Regions from separate parts of the Homo sapiens genome. Here region 2 is linked to region 1. The links are chromatin loops, found by intact Hi-C in ENCODE. Cell type or tissue: Caco-2. All regions are shown on one strand. Each heading gives the region's core, and the rest is flanking DNA. Links, peaks and the distances in the headings are about the cores only.

Region 1 (8,337 bases), core at 12-8,011:
AATTTTTTTTCCCCAGTGTGGTGGGATTTATGTGTGGGTTTCTTTTTTCTTTATTAGTTTTCTGTACTTTCCCCAAGTTGTCTGTACTAAGTACATGCCACTTCTATAACGAAACGTTTAGAAAAAGTTAAAAAAGTCTTGCAACTCATTTTGCTTCCCCTTATTGATTTGTGTAAATCAAGTTTGTCCATCCCATGACCCAGGACAGCTTTGGCTTTGAATGCAGCCCGACACAAATTCATAAACTTTCTGAGGGTTTTTTTTTTTTATTTTTTTTTTGAGACAGAATTTAGCTCTTGTTGCTCAGGCTGGAGTGCAATGGTGTGATCTCAGCTCACCACAACTTCACCTCCCAGGTTCAAGCGATTCTCCTGCCTCAGCCTCCTGAGTAGCTGGGATTACAGGCATGTACCACCATGCCCAGCTAATTTTGTATTTTTACTAGAGATGGGGTTTCTCCATGTTGGTCAGGCTGGTCTTGAACTCCCAACCTCAGGTGATCCGCCCGCCTCGGCCTCCCAAAGTGCTGGGATTACAGGTGTGAGCCACCTTGCCCAGCGTTTTTTGTTTGTTTTTTTAGCTTATCAGCTATTATTGGTGTATTTTATGTGGCCCAAGACGATTCTTCTTCCAGTGTGGCTCAGGGAAGCCAAAAGATTGGACACCTATGATGTAGATGGTCAAAAGTCAAGTGAAAGTCGGGCAGAGGCAAACATCCTATTTGGGTCTTATCAGACTAAGCCTGCATAAACTTGAATAAGACAACTATTTACTGGAAGCCTGTCTGGGGAAAGCTTCAATTCCCCCTTCTTTTTAATTAAAAAAAAAAAAATCTTTTTATTTGTACATAATTCCAAACTTTTGAAAAGTTGCAGCAACAGTACAAAGAATACCTACATACCTGTGCCCACATTTATCTATTATTAACATATTGCTCTTTTGCTTTGTCATTTGCTCTCTCTACGTAAAAAATACACCTATTGGCCCAGGCGTGGTGGCTCATGCCTGTAATCCCAGCACTTTGGGAGGCCGAGGCATGCAGATCAACTGAGGTCAGGAGTTTGAGACCCGCCTGGCCAACATGGCGAAACCTCGTATCTACTAAAAATACAGTAATTAGCCAGGTATGGTGGCACACGCCTATAGTCCCAGTTTTTCGGGAGGCTAGGGCAGGAGAATCACTTGAACCTGGGAGGCGGAGGTTGCAGTGAGCCAGGATCGTGCCGCTGCACTCCGGCCTGGGCCACAGAGTGAGACTTCATCTCAAAAAAAAAAAAAATCACATATAGATTTTATATTGTAAAATATGTATTATAGAATAGCTTATTATATATTATATAACATGTAATATATAATATATAATTATGTGCATATATACACATACATACATGGAAAAAATAATTTTTCTTAATTATTTTATGGCCTTTTATCCCCTGATACTTTAGCATGTATTTCCTGACAATAAGACTGTTCTCTTCAGAAAACATACTACAGTTTTCAACCTTAATAAATTTAGCAGGGTTACAATCCTTTGCCTTTCATTTGCCAATATTGTATGTTGACCCAATAAGGCCCTTGGTAGATAATATACTTTTTTTTCTCTAGTGTAGGATCCAGTCTAGGATCAGAATTGCATTAAACTGCCCTGTAAGTGCCTAGTCAGGATATTTGTTCTGTTGCAGATTTACCCAATTAGTAGAAAACCATGTGAACATCCTGATAGATAATTAAATATCTGGAACTGTCCTCTCATTATTCACTTTATTACAAAAGCAACTCCATTCCTTTAGTAGTTGCATTTATAGATTATGGTCAGCTACATTTTTAAACTCTCTTTTGCAGTCTGGTTTTTAAAATTCTTGAGAACACAGCAAGTTGTAGAGTAAAAACTGGTCCAGCAGCAGAAAGCAATTTAATATAATGACCTTAGACGTTCTTATGACCATGGTAACCTTATAAACTACTATGCCTGTGTCCTTAAAACAATATCCTATTTTGTAAAAATAATGGAAGTGCCAAATCAAACAAAGCCTGATCCTACTCGTCTGTGAAAGCAGTACCACAGCAATATGCTTTTCAAACTAAATTACAGTAGTTTCATTGAGGCATAACTATCTCTTCCAATAGTTTAGGCTTGTTCCTCAGATTTTTGCATTGGGATATTTATATTTAAGGTGTTTTTCTAAGGAAAGTCTTTTCTTTCCAAATTGCTAGTCTCAAACATGCAACCGGGTAAAATCCTATTACAAAGAGAGGTTCTGTTTAGTAAAGCTATTCCAGGTGCTCAGAGAGGCCTCTAGAAACAGGGCTTTGTTGGTCTGATTGCATTGAGTTCTGGCCAGCAGATAATCCCGTATAATAAGATCTTTTCCTGGTCCTTGTCTATTTCACACTGAATTGTTCATGAGGATAAGGTGGGAGGGAAATGGCTTAGCCTTGGGTTGTTTTCTATCAGAGGTCTTCTAAAACCTCACTTATCCCTGCCTACCCTCAGTAGAACAAGCCATGCTCCTGGATGCCATATACATCCTCCAAACTTTGAAGCTAGGCCATTGGTTTCTGTCTTTCTTGCGAACAAAAACCTCTTTTATTATTCAGCTCTACTCATCCATCTTTGTCTACCATGGACTTATAGTTTTTAAAGCTGAACTCCAGAAAGCTACAATCCTACTTTCATGGAGTCCTAGTATTGGAAACATAAGAGGAGGCCTCGCATGGCTAGGAGATGGAAGAATAAAGGTGCTGTGGTATTTTGTACTCTTTCTTCCTTTCTGAAGTCAGAGCAATTTTATGTTTGGTAAATGTTGGTATATGTTTGGGGACTGGACTGTGATTTCACGTAATGTATCTATTTCAGCAACAGGAATTGGAAGTATCTTCAGAATGTTTACATATAAAAATATAGTTAAGAGGTTGAAGTGTCAGCCAGATAAGAATATTGTTAATACTCAATTTGTCATGCTTTTATCGTTTTCTGAAAATGTATTTCTTTTTGTTGTATAACCTCAATGTAATGGGGTAAGTGGAGGGGGAGGGTCCAAAAATTTCAATTTAATTAAAAATTAAGGATTTATGTGGATTCACATTAATTGAGAGGTTACGTGGAAAACATTTTTTTATTTGATCTGTTTTGTCACAAAAGAACAAAAGTAAAGATAGTAGAATTTAATCCCTATACAATTGGCCATACATTGCACTGAGAAAAGTCACCAATGATCTGCAAACAGCCACTTTGTTCATTTCCTTAGAGCTATGGAGGCTACAAAACTGTATTCCAGTCCCAATTGAAAAACAGGGTAGCTGAGAACAGAAACCAATTGCTGTTTGCTCATTGCAGTTTCTAATTTGTGCCGTTACTATTTCCCTTTTCCTTCTTTCTTCCTCTCCTTCCTCCCTTCCCTACTTTCCTATTATCCTTCTCTCCCCCATTCTTCCTCCCTCTTTAACTATTTGCAAAAAGTAGGAAGTCTTGTTCTCAGCAACTAGTGGGCCTAGAAATTTAGAGGGGAAGTTTGAAAAGCAGGTGAGGAGTAGGAATTGCCCTGAAAGTACTTATGGATGAAGAAGCTCTGCAAAGTGACAATAGGAACAAAACATCGGCAGTTTCTGGCTTGGATCATATTTCCTTTTTCCTTCAGACTGTGAAGAAAAGTGAGGGAAAAAAGGTGAGAGACAAAGGAATTGGGTATACCTCGTTTAAACCTGCTCAGTTTCTCTGCTCTGCCTTGAGGAGACACTGTAGTAAGCATTTGATAGAGACAGTGATCCCACTTCACGTAGTTACCTGAGGCACATGCCATAGATAGGCAGCATCTCCTTTAAATCAACTGCAACAGGGATTACGAAATCAGTTGGGGCAGGCATTATTTCTCAAGCAGATTGTTTTGTATCCTCTACAGCAAAAGGGCAAAGGTCTTATTCTGTAGAACTGGATTCTAAGATGCAATTTCTTCATTCCTTTAGCTCTCGCCATCTGTCACTGTTTAACTCTTTGTGGCTATGTGGTTTGTCTCCCCACATAGCTTCTAAGTTCTTAGAGAGAAGACATTGGGTCTTACTGTATGTCCCCTGTGCCTGGAATAGGGCTTGAGGAGGGGTGGTCCAGAGCTGAGCTAGCACATATGGTAACCACTAGCCTCATGAGCTATTTAATTTAAAACTAAGATTAACTGAAGTTAAAAATTCAGTTCCTCAGTTGCACCAGCCACATCTTAAGTACTCAGTAGCCGCACATAGCTTGTGGTTACCATATTGGATAGGACAGATAAAGGACATTGCCATCATCATACAAAGTTCTCTTGGATAGCACTGGTGTAAAGCATCCATAAACTAAGTAATCTACATATGCTTTTAAAGGCCAGATTGTTTTAAAGACATTGGATTGGTTTTTTTCTTGTTGATTTATACTGATGTTGGTGTTAGGGATTTAAACATAGAGACCTTCAGGTGGGTTCTTTATACTAAATTGCCATAGATGGTAAGAATTATTTTTCAGAGCTAAAGGAAGCTTCCATAATAGCACTGCTTTAAAATATGCAAAAACTGACTAGGAAAAGATTGCTGACATCCCTCATCTGATTTGCTTATTTCAAAGTGAAACACATCAGCCCATGGACACTGGAGAGCAGGGTGATGCCAAGAGAGAGAACCCTGCTAATTCAAAGGCCAAGGCAGCTTCGTAAATGCTTAGGTGCTCGTGTTTAACTAGTGTGGAAATGGATTAACCTTGTGCGTGGCGTTAGCAGACAAGCATGAGATGCTTGTAGGAGTAATGTGGTTGGGCTGAAGTGGGAGTGAGGGAGGCACAGGAGATGAAGCTTTTGGGTAAGAAAGAAGCATCATAGACTAGAAATTCATAAACCTGGGTTCTAAAATTCTGGATTTGCCATTTCCTAGTCATGGACTCTCAGTTAAAACCTTTTACTTCTCTGGGCCTCTGTTTATAATGTTAGAAAATTTTAAAAAATGCATTAGAATATGCAGTTAGGAACAAAGACTCTGGAGTCTGGTTTCCCTTTGCTTACCAGCTGCGTGAGCCAGGGCAAGTTACTTAACCACTCTGTGCTTTAGTTTCTTCATGTGTAATACAGGGATACTAATAGTACACAGGCTGTAGTGAGGATTACATACATGAGTGTGTGCCCAGTGCTTGGGACATTGCTGGCCACATGGTCCACAGTTCACAAGTGATAGCAGTGATGAGGACGAGGGTGCAAACGCTGGAGATGATGCAGAGGATGGATCATCATCATCCTCACCACTGACATCATCACCTCCTTCCTCTCTGGCAGTCTCAGTTTGTTTCCCGATTAAGTCACAGAAATGACCACTAGCAAGAAAGAAACATTCTCCTTTAAAATACTATACTTAGGGGTTGGGCGCAGTGGCTCACGCCTGTAATCCCAGCACTTTGGAGGCCGAGGCAGGCCGATCATTTGAGGTCAGTAGTTCAAGACCAGCCTGGCCAACTTGGCGAAACTCTGTCTCTACTAAAAATATAAAATTAACCAGGCGTGGTGGCGGGCGCCTGTAATCCCAGGTACTCAGGAGGCTGAGGCTGGGGAATCACTGGAACTCAGGAGGCAGAGGTTGCAGTGAGCCAAGATCGTGCCACTGTACTTCAGCCTGGGCAACAAGAGAAAAACTCCATCTCAAAAAAACAAAACAAAACAAAACAAAACCAAAAAAACTGTACTTAGGTAGGAGCAACACTGCCACCTTAAAGGAGCTTATTAGGAAGATGGGTTTCCCTCCATACCAGATATGATTATTAGCTTAATTAATTTACACATGTAGGCAGTGCTCTCTCAAATGGGCAGAGCCTCTGAGATCATCAAGCAAGACTCTTCAGTGGCTTTAGACTTGGATATAAATCTATGCTGTCCAAAACAATATTTTCCCTAAGCTATCTATACCATGGGTCAGCAAGTTAGGAGATATTTTAAGAGAATCTAGGAGATATTTTAGGATTATAGGCTGCAACTACTCCACTCTGTTTGAAAGTGTAGTAGTGTGAAAGTGGCCAGAGACACCATGTAAATTATGGGTGTGGCTGTGTTCCAACAAAGCTTTATTTGCAAGAACAGGTGGTTTGTCCTGCAGGTTGTCGCCTACCAGCATCTGGTCTATGCCATAGACTTGTCATCTCTTAGCAGCTTCTTCTCTTTCACCTTCTGCTGGCTTGCACAGCTTGGATAAACAGTTTGATTCTTGGAGGCTTTCTCGAATTTCAACAGTTCGAGCTCAGTTTTTCCTCTAGCAGTAACTATTTCTAAGTCTGCTGAAGGGGTAAGTAACAAAGGAGAACCATCAGCTATGAGTGGGAGCAAAAAAGGTGGCAGCTGTCCTTGTATTTTCTCTTAAAAATTGTTCTATGCTTCCTCCATCTCCTAACAGATGTCGGCTTTCACCAGGAGACTCCATCTTATGTATGGGTCCACCTCACAGGTGTACCTGCCATGTACCTGCTACAACTCATCTCTTTGCCAAACTGGAGCCATAGAGAAGAGAGGAGGGGGTCTGGGAGAGCTCAGGTTCAAATCCATTCAGCTACTAAAAGGCTGGATGATCTCAGGCAAGGCACTTTCTCTCTTTGGATCTCATCTTTCTTTGTAAAATCAGGAGACTTGAACCCATCACAGAAGGGCCACCAGATTTTGATCAGTGTGACAATTTATCTGTGCCTTACCTGAGTGTGCCTACTGTCTTCCTGGTGTCTATCAGGAAAAACACTGGCCTGAGGGGTCCTGCAATGTGCTGTAGGGTGGAGAACACTGCGCTGCCAGTCAGAGGGAAGAGGCCAGGCTCAATGCCAACCTCATGCCACTGAAGGATTGTGTGCTCACTGCAACATGAAAGAGCTTTCCCCCAGGCTTTTGAACGTGTGAGGGCAGGTTAGTGAAAATTTCTATTTAAATTAGGTCACAGGGTTGGGGGAAAACCAAGAGAATGTGTAATAACTCTGTGTGCTTTTAGGGAGAATGTGAGACATTTTTTTTTCTTTTTTTAAAATTACACTTTAAGCACTAGGGTACATGTGCACAACATGCAGATTTGATACATAGGTATACATGTGCCATGTTGGTTTGCTGCACCTATCAACTCATCATTTACATTAGGTATTTCTGCTAATGCTATCCTTCCCCGAGTCCGCCACCCCCCAACAGGCCCCGGTGGGTGATGTTCCCCACCCTGTGTCCAAGTAATCTCGTTGTTCAGTTCCCACCTATGAGTGAGAACATGCGGTGTTTGGTTTTCTGTCCTTGTGATAGTTTGCTGAGAATGATGGTTTCCAACTTCATCCATGTCCCTGTAAAGGACATGAACTCATCTTTTTTATGGCTGCATAGTATTCCATGGTGTATATGTGCCACATTTTTTTAATCCAGTCTATCATTGATGGACATTTGGGTTTTTTCCAGGTCTTTGCTATTGTGAATAGTGCTGCAATAAACATATGTGTGCATGTATCTTTATAGTAGCATGATTTATAATCCTTTGGGTGTATAACCAGTAATGGGATTGCTGGGTCAAATGATAATTCTAGTTCTAGATCCTTGAGGAATCGCCACACTGTCTTCCACAATGGTTGAACTAATTTACACTCCCACATTAGGAGTGGGAATATAGGAACATAAAAGCATTCCTATTTCTCCACATCCTCTCCAGTATCTGTTGTTTCCTGACTTTTTAATGATTGCCATTCTAACTGGAGTAAGATGGTATCTCATTGTGGTTTTGATTTGCATTTCTCTGATGACCAGTGATGATGAGCATTTTTTCATGTGTCTGTTGGCTGCATAGATGTCTTCTTTTGAGAAGTGTCTGTTCATATCCTTTGCCCACTTTTTGATGGGGTTGTTTGTTTTTTTCTTGTAAATTTGTTTCAGTTCTTTGTAGATTCTGGTTATTAGCCCTTTGTCTGATGGGTAGACTGCAAAAATTTTCTCCCATTCCGTAGGCTGCCTGTTCACTCTGATGATAGTTTCTTTTGCTGTGCAGAAGCTCTTTAGTTTAATTAGATCCCATTTGTCAATTTTGGCTTTTGTTGCCATTGCTTTTGGTGTTTTAGTCATGAAGTCCTTGCCCATGCCTATGTCCTGAATGGTATTGCCTAGGTTTTCTTCTAGAGTTTTTATGGTTTTAGGTCTAACATTAAATCTTTAATCCATGTTGAATTAATTTTTGTATAAGGTGTAAGGAAGGGATCCAGTTTCAGCTTTCTACATGTGGCTAGCCAGTTTTCCCAACACCATTTATTAAATAGGGAATCCTTTCCCCATTTCTTGTTTTTGTCAGGTTTGTCAAAGATCAGGTGGTTATAGATGTGTGTGGTGT
Region 2 (8,337 bases), core at 91-8,090, 170 kb after region 1:
CATATATTTTGCTCAATGTCTTGTCTCTGAGCAACTTTCACATCCTGATTCAGACCTCAACAGGCAGATAATTTTTGCTTCGGATTATCTTCTATATTTTGTGTCATGAAATTTCCTGTGGAAGACAGAACAATCTACTCCCTTAAATTTTCTGCAAATATAAACTCACTTCCCTCTGAAAACAATTTTCGAGAGTTCTTTTGTTTCCTCCATTGTGATAGAAAATTGTGAGTTTCCAAGTAAGAATAAAAACATATTTTTTTGAGACAGGGTCTCACTCTGTTGCCCAAGCTGGAATGCAGTGGCACGATCGTGGCTCACTGTAGCCTTGGCCTCACGAGCTCAGGTGATCCTCTCACCTCAGCCTCCTAAGTAGATGGCACTACAGGCATGCACCACCATGCCCAGTTAATTTTTTTTTTTAATTTTGTGTAGAAACAGGATTTTGCCATGTTGCCCAGGTTGGTCTCAAACTCCTGGGCTCAAGTCAAGCCACTCTCCTTGGCATTCGAAAGTGCTGAGGATTACAGGCATAAGCCACCTTGCCTGACCTAAAACTTTGTTTTTATTTCAAAAGATATAATTAAGGATCCAGGACATAGAAACATAAAATAAAGGACAATGAAAGGTGTTATAGGTCTCAAAATGGCAAAGAATGGTTGTGTTAGAAGTAAGAGACAATCATGTGGACAGGATGCTCAATTGGATGGCCCCATGCTGTATGTTTTTGAAACTGTGGGTCTTAACCTTTTAGTGGGTTGTAAAATTAATTGATTAGATTATGACCACCATTTAAAAAATATAATAGAAAATATCAAAGTGCATTGCATGTAGGAAGGTTATGTACTATTTCATGGGCATTTTTTTTTCAGCTATAACCGCAGGCACACACACAAGCATATGTGATGAGTTTCATTATAAAATATATTTCTTCTCATGGATTCAACCAAAGAAGTTTGAAAGATGCTCCATTAGCCAAAGTAATCTATAAAATACATCTTTTTTTTTTTTTTTTTTTTTTAGACAGAGTCTCACTTGGTCATGAAGGCTGGAGGGCAGTGGTGCAATCTTGGCTCATTGCAACCTCTGCCTTGTAGTCCCAGCTACTCAGGAGGCTGAGGCAGGAGAATTGCTTGAACTCAGACTACAGGCACGCGCCACCATGCCTGGGTAATTTTTGTATTTTAGTAGAGACGGGGTTTCACCATGTTGCCCAGGCTGGTCTCGAACTCCTGAGCTCTGGTGATCTGCCTGCCCTTGGCCTCCCAAAGTGCAGGATTACAGGCATGAACCACCACGCCCAGCCAAAATAGATCTTTATTGGTATCATTTATTAAATGCCTAAAAATTGTCAGGCCCATTAATAATAATACTTTAAAAATCTTTTTAGGAAATTACAATTATAGCACTCCTAGTACATGAATCAGCCAGAAAACTGTCTTCAAAATAACAGCAAGCATTTATTGAATTCCGTTAACGTGTTGGGCACGGTGCTAAATCTTTTTCATGCATTTTCAAATCTACCTCTCATACCGACCCTATGAGGAGGCTACTATTATTCTAGTTTTTCAGAAGATAAAGCTGAGGTTTCCAGGGGTCACACAGCTAGTAGAACTCAAATCTATGTCTGTCTGGCTTGAGAGCCAAAGCATTTTACCACCATACTACATTAGTTTTCACGAAATAAATTTCTTATGGGTCTTTGCAATTTGTAAAATCTTCTTTGCTTTCTGACTTTTTGGAAATGTTCCTAATTTAGCTCTAGGACAATTTAATCCACTTTTACCCCCATAGGATGTTGATAAGGGATATTTCTGTGGTTTGCGGTGTGGAGGGTAGGGTGATAGTAGAGAAAGTTTATTAATGATCTAATCCTAAAGAACCTGTTCCCTCCTCTTCTTACAGAGTAAGGCTCAAAGTCTCATATTCCAAGGGAAGCCCTCCTACCCTTAGACTGTTCACTAAGTCTCAAATTCTTAGACTCCAAGGGAAACCCTCCTACCCCCCCGGGAATAGTAGGGATTCCCCTCATTCCTCCCTTCCACCAAGAATGAAGTTTCCTCCCTAGCAGCAGAAACCAACCAACCACACAACAAGAAAAATACAAATAGGAATTCCAAATTTTGGAGTCCCTGGCACTAGAACAAATTTCTCTAGGTCAGAGATCAGCAAATCTTTTCTGTAAAGGACCAGTAATATTTAATATTGAATATAGGAAGTATTTTGGGTTTTGTGAACCATATGGTCTCTGTCACATCTCTGTCACAACTATTCAATTTTGCTATTGTAGTGCGAGAGCAGCCGCAGACATACTGAAGTGAATGAGTGTGGCTGGATTTGATCTGTGGGCTGTGGATCGCCAAACCCTCTTCTAGAGCTTAAAACAGAATCCTCCCTAATGACCAGTTCAGAGGAAGAAGAACATAATTTTGCTCTTTTTTAGTTTTATATCCTCCTTGAATACTTTTGCACTATGTGTGCCTATCTTCCAATAGCTAGGGGAAACCATCATCCATCTCCTCTTCAGAATCTTCAGGAACATATTTTGTCTAAAGCATTGTAGGGCTGAGTCTTTATTTTTTGGATATGTAAAAAACAAATGAACACAGTGTGAGGACAGATGTCTCCACCAAGAGATAGCCAATATACGCTTCATTACCTTTCTCTGTCTCCTCTCTCTCTTACACAATTGCATTACATATATTATTTACGGAAACATTATACATGCATTACATATATTTACAGAAATATTTTCCTTATATAGATATGTAATTTATGATAAAAACATACCAAAAACCTTAACAGTTAATTCTCTCTCTGCTTTTGTTTTTTTTTTTTTTTTTGAGACAGGATTGCATTCTGTTGCCCAAGCCAGAGTACAGTGGCATGATCATAGCTCTTTGCAGCTATCTTGTGGGTAGCTGGGACTACTGGTGCATGCCACCATGGCTGGTTAATTATTTTTTATTTTTTTGTAGAGACAGGGTCTCACTATGATGCCCAGTCTGGTCTCGAACTCCTGGCCGTAAGTGAACTTCCCAACTCAGCCCCCAAATTCTTCATGGCAGAATTACCAAGGGCTCTTTTTATTACCTTTAAAAACTATTTTCTAAACTTTGTGTAAGGAGCATATATTAATTTTATCCTCAGGAAAAAGAAAGCAAATAGCCCTTTATCATTTGTTTTCATCTTAGTATTTATGTAGAGGAAGGAGAAAGGGAGAAAAAATGTTGACATGCTAGAAGGAAAAACTGGGGCTCCAAAATCTTTTCATACTCCATTTTCACAAAGGGGTGGTTGGTTGAAAACACTGGGGAAACATAAAGCCAGCACTACATTTCCTTTCTGAAATCCTGGAAGGAAAGGCATGGAGGGGGTAGAAGTCGGGGCTGATGAGCCATTTGCCCACGTCCTACATTCGCAGACAGAAAAGAGACTGCTTTTGATATTTGAAGGTGGGGACATGGATATTTAAAATAAGTGCTTTCTGCATGTTTGCTTGTTTTGCCTTATTTAAAAGTGCTACTGGCCAGGTGTGGTGGCTCACGCCTGTAATCCCAGCACTTTGGGAGGCCAAGGTGGGAGGATCACTTGAGGCCAGGAGTTTGATACCAGCCTGGCCAACGTGGTGAAATCCTGCCTTTACAAAAAATACAAAAATGAGCCGGACTTGGTGGCGCAGGCCTGTAATCCCAGCTACTCAGGAGGCTGAGGCAGGAGAATCGCTTGAATGCAGGAGGCAGAGATTTCAGTGAGCTGAGATCATACCACTGCACTCCAGCCTGGGCTACAGAGCGAGATTCTGTTTTTTTTTAAACAAACAAACAAAAAAAAGGGACTACTGACATTCTTCTGCTTCCCCCAGCCTATGCTGATTTCAGACAGTCTAATTCTCTAGACCTCGAGACAGCATTTGTCCACGAGTCTCGTTTCAGGTGTTTTGTTGAGGAGAGGTGAAGGGTTAAATATGGAGAGGACAGGGTAGAAGGAGAAAATGGACAGAGGACCTGGGCTCCTTTATCCAGCTCAACCAACATTTGTTAAGTGCTCACTCATGGCCAGCCACTGTTCAGGGTGATAAGAGATCAAAGAATAAGGCTGAAACCCTGTCCTTTGGAAGCACTGTCTAATACAGCTGTCCTTATCCTCAATTGCACATTAGAAATACATGATAGCCTTTGATACTGTTGCCAGAGCGCCACCCCAGACCACCTGATCAGAATCTCAGGGGTAGGATCTGACCAAAAAAAATCAGGCTAGTTGACTCTAATGAGTATGCAGGGAAGGTTGGTCTAAAGGCAAAGGCAATCTACGGCCATACCATCCTGGACGCACCTGATCTTATCTACAGGCAAAGGCAGTACTGGCCAGTCACAGCAATTCCACATGCTTGTGCTATGAGAGGAATGTGTAAGTCCTGGTTGGTCATGGTGGAGGAGGAAGAGATCAATTTTGCTTTGGGAAGGGAAGTTCTGTGAAAGAGTCACAGAAGAAAAGATGCTTAAGCTAAATCTCAAAGGACAAGCAGCAGTTTGTCAAGCCAGACAAAGGGGTGGGGTGGGGTGCATTCCATGCAAAGAAATCAGCCAGTGCCAAGGCATGGAGGTATGGGGGGGGGGCGGGGAGGGGGGTGGCATACCCTGTAGCTGCATGGGGGAGGGACAGGCACTGTTTTTATCTACTCAGGTTGCCATAACAAAATACCACAAGCTGGGTAGCTTAGACAACAAAATGTATTGTTTCACTGTTTTGGTGGTTGGAAGTCTTAGATCAAGGTATCAGTAGAGTTGGTTCCTTCTGAGGACTGTAAGGGGGAATCTGTTCCATGCCTCTCTCCGAGTTTCTGGTGGATTTCTGGCAATGTTTGTTGTTCCTTAACTTGCAGACCTATCACCCAACCTCTGCCTTTATATTCACATGGCATTATCCCTGTGTGTGTCTGTTCCAAATCTCCCTTTTTCACGAGGACACCAGTCATATTGGATTAAGGGCCTATCCAACTCCAGTATGACCTCACCTTAGCTAATTACATCTGCAATGGCCTTATTTCCAAATAAGGTCACATTCTGAAGTACTGGTGGTTAGGATTTCAACGTATGAATTTTGGAAGACACAATTTGACCCCTAACAGACAAATAGCAGAGAAGGAGGCTTGAGAATAAGGCATAATGTTGGACAGAGAGATCCTGCAAAAGAATTTGAATTTTGCCCTGAGGGACCTGAGAACCACTGAAAACTTTTAATATTGAGACTAACAAGAGAAACGTACTAGCTAACATTTATATGTGCCAGGCACTCCTCTAGCTTAACTTTATGTGCTTTCACTCCTTTAATCCTCAAAAGTAAAGTCCTATTACTATCTCCATTTTACAGATGAGAAAACTGGGGCAGAGAGGGGTTAAGTACTTTGTCTAAAATCATATGCCAAGTAAATAGTGCTGCCAGAATTTGAATCCATGAGTAATCTAGCTCCAAAGCCTCATTGTTGCTGCTGCCTCTGGGCCATGAACACCTCAGAGTCTCAACTGATCCCCTGCTGTGGACGACTTCCCCTCTGGGTCTCCAGCCCTTACTCCTCTCTCAAGCTGCAGTTATGCATCTCTAGTGGTCTGTTGAAATTTCCATTTCAATGTCCTTTAGCATCTCATTCTAACCAACTCTGAAACGGAACTCCTTCTTTCTCCTGAAATATGAGCTTCATTTCTGTTTTAAAACGCGGCTTTTAATGGCGAATCCTTTCCTGTCCTGTCAGTGCACGGCGGGTAATTACGGAGACCAAAGATACCTGGTGTCTTGGCTTCTTCTCTTGAGCCGTTGGGGATGGCTGTGACAACTCGAGGCATGGGCTGTCTCAAAGGGGACTGTGTGAAAGTGTTTGGAGCCAGTACACCAGGGCTGGCAGGGGTGTTGGTGTGGGAGGATGGGGAGTCTGAATTGCCATCAAAAGCATGGGCATTTAGTTCCCCCCCAAGATACATTTCAACATTTTGCTGGGCCTGGCAAAGAAGACAAGTATGCCCTCACATGGTAGTGGGGACCCCATGGGTACAAAATGATTCTGAAGCTTCCATGGAAGGTTCTTATAAAAACTGGTATTCCAGGGCTCCCTCCTTTCAATAAGTGGATCTAGTTCAAAGCCTGGTTCCCATCATTTAAGGCATTAGCCAAAAATGGCCCTTGAATGAATTGTGAAAAAGGGCACTGCACTGTGAGCTGAAAGACCCTCGTTCTAACCTTTACTCAGTTTCTTGAATATTCAGCAAGCCACTTTAGAAACACTGAGAAATAAACAGACCCTAAGTCTGTTTCTTCATCTGTAGAAAGGAGTTAGACTCATGATCTCTGAAGTTTCTTGAAGCTCCAAAATTCTATAATTGTTATGTCCTAATTGGATATCAGACCACAGATATTCAATGTCAGCTACACCTGAAATTGGCAGATCAGTCTTAAACTAGTATATTTGTGAAAATGGAGGAGTGAGTTGGGTTTTTTTTTAATGCTTATAAAAAATTCTTTTTTTGCCTCCCTTAACCCTAAAGTTGGCTTTCTTCATTGCTGTCTCCTGTCACCTGATGTTTACTGAGAGAAATATAATCAACAAAAATTGCTAAATGCAAGCAGTTTTGGCTAGATTGACTCTTGGGTAATTAAACCAAACAGTTTCTCCAAGGATATATTTGTCTTCTCTCAGCCAGTGGGGCACCAAATACAAACTTCTCCCATGGCAATGGGCCCCATTTGCCAATTCGTGCAGGTAGCAAGCTGTCTTTCTCCCTGGCAGTAAAGATTGCCCTGTTGTGGCATGAAAGAAAGGCATTGTCAGTTTTATTATTATTTTTGAAAGAAAATGTTTTGAATCATTTGTTTGATGCCTCCTCCTCAAGGGTTGGGTGGAGTGATGACTAAGTTAAGAGAGGGCCTTAACACAGGGGAAAGTAGGGGCTCCTGGGAATTATGGGAGGACCCTTTTTCTTTAACAGCAGTTACCTTGCCTGACCAATTCTAGGCAGCCAAAGGACGGTCATTTCATATTTCACTGCTTGAATGCTGGCTTTTGAGATAGAAACATAAAATCAAGGAATAATAGTCCCATGTTTCATAAAGGGAAGTATGACATTGAGAAGTGAAAAAAATGCACTTGGATTTATTGGTAAAGGAGATGAGATTTAAACCTCAGCTTCCCAAACTTAACCCAAGATGCCTATGCTTCTTCATGTGTAAGTATGTCCACTTGAGATCTGTTGGAAGATATTAGGTACTTTCCTAAACCCTGGCTTTCAGCTCGTTTGCTTCCTGATGTTTCATATTTCCTTATTGCATAATGCAAAGGAGTGCCTCAGATGCTGCCGGGACTGGTGCTGTGATAACTGAGTCTGGTCGTTTCAGGGCACAAGGACTTCCAAAGGCCAGAACTCACACTATGTATTAAAAACCCCAAATTTCCGTTTCTCCTAGACAGTAGACAGTTTCACTTCTCTGTAACACTCCTAAAAGAACGAAGCTTTGAAGGACATTAGATCTAATTGGGAACCGATGGGTAACATAGCTCAAGCATGTTTAAAGTAGGAAGAGGAGTATGGGAAAATAGAATCATAAAATTAGAAGGAAATTTGAGAATCCATAGCGTCCATCCCCCTGTCCTTAGGCAGGAGTGCATGTAAATTTAGTAAGTCATCCTAATTTTAGAGATTGCAAGTCCTGGTGATTCTATAACTCCCTCACAAGGGCATTTCAAGCAACCTTCATAGTCATTCTTTCTTTCTTCATCCATTCTAACTCTCCTTTTCTCTCATCTGAGCTGCATATTCTCCCAAAAGCACTTTTTTTTTTTTAATCCTGAGGAAAGTTTAATGAAGAGGGCAGGATTGAGGGCATCAGCAAGCAAGGGTGAAGCCCCGAGGGACCAGCAGCTGTAGGAAGCCATCACTGTCTCCAGGGTTGAAGGGACAAGGGGAGACAGCATGTTATTGGAGCCTCTTGAGAGCAAGATCCATGCTCTGGAGAGGAGTAATAGTGACAGAGGGACGCAGCTAAACTGTGAAGAAGCCACAGGAAGATAGCAGAATGAAGGGCTGGACTTCTCTCTACTCCCACCCTCCAATCTCTTGATGGTCCCTCACACTGGCTAATCCAACTAGGGTCAAAGAGCAAAGAAACCCAGGAGATCTGCACTTAGAGGTCAGTCTACCTGGGACTGGAGGAGGATGGAGATAAGCAATGAATAGATGGGGAAGGGGAATGGCAAGTGGAAGAGATGGGGAGGGCCTGAAAACCCCGCTTCTCTCTGTGGAGACCTTCAGCCAATCTACACGTGCTCAGCCCCATCTGAGCCCTATT

What was found. Hi-C counts contacts between places; a loop is a spot of excess contacts. Peaks named below come from ENCODE experiments on the same cell type or tissue, not always from the same donor. Only the 100,000 strongest peaks of a DNase experiment are listed, where the experiment ranks them.
Region 2: it touches region 1 in a loop (7-fold over the local background); 2 of 110 quality-filtered maps call a loop at or near these places.

Annotation. Positions count from the first base shown.
Region 1 is chr6:47,274,327-47,282,663 of GRCh38, reverse strand. All of the region lies in intron 3 of TNFRSF21 (TNF receptor superfamily member 21), which reads left to right. Among named protein-coding and RNA genes, the nearest start is that of TNFRSF21, 31 kb to the left of the region's middle. In Caco-2, for the core only: no CTCF peak of the experiment used is centred there; a DNase peak (open chromatin) is centred at 3,843.
Region 2 is chr6:47,103,147-47,111,483 of GRCh38, reverse strand. No RefSeq gene overlaps it. Among named protein-coding and RNA genes, the nearest start is that of ADGRF1, 65 kb to the right of the region's middle. In Caco-2, for the core only: no CTCF peak of the experiment used is centred there; DNase peaks (open chromatin) are centred at 4,073 and 4,353.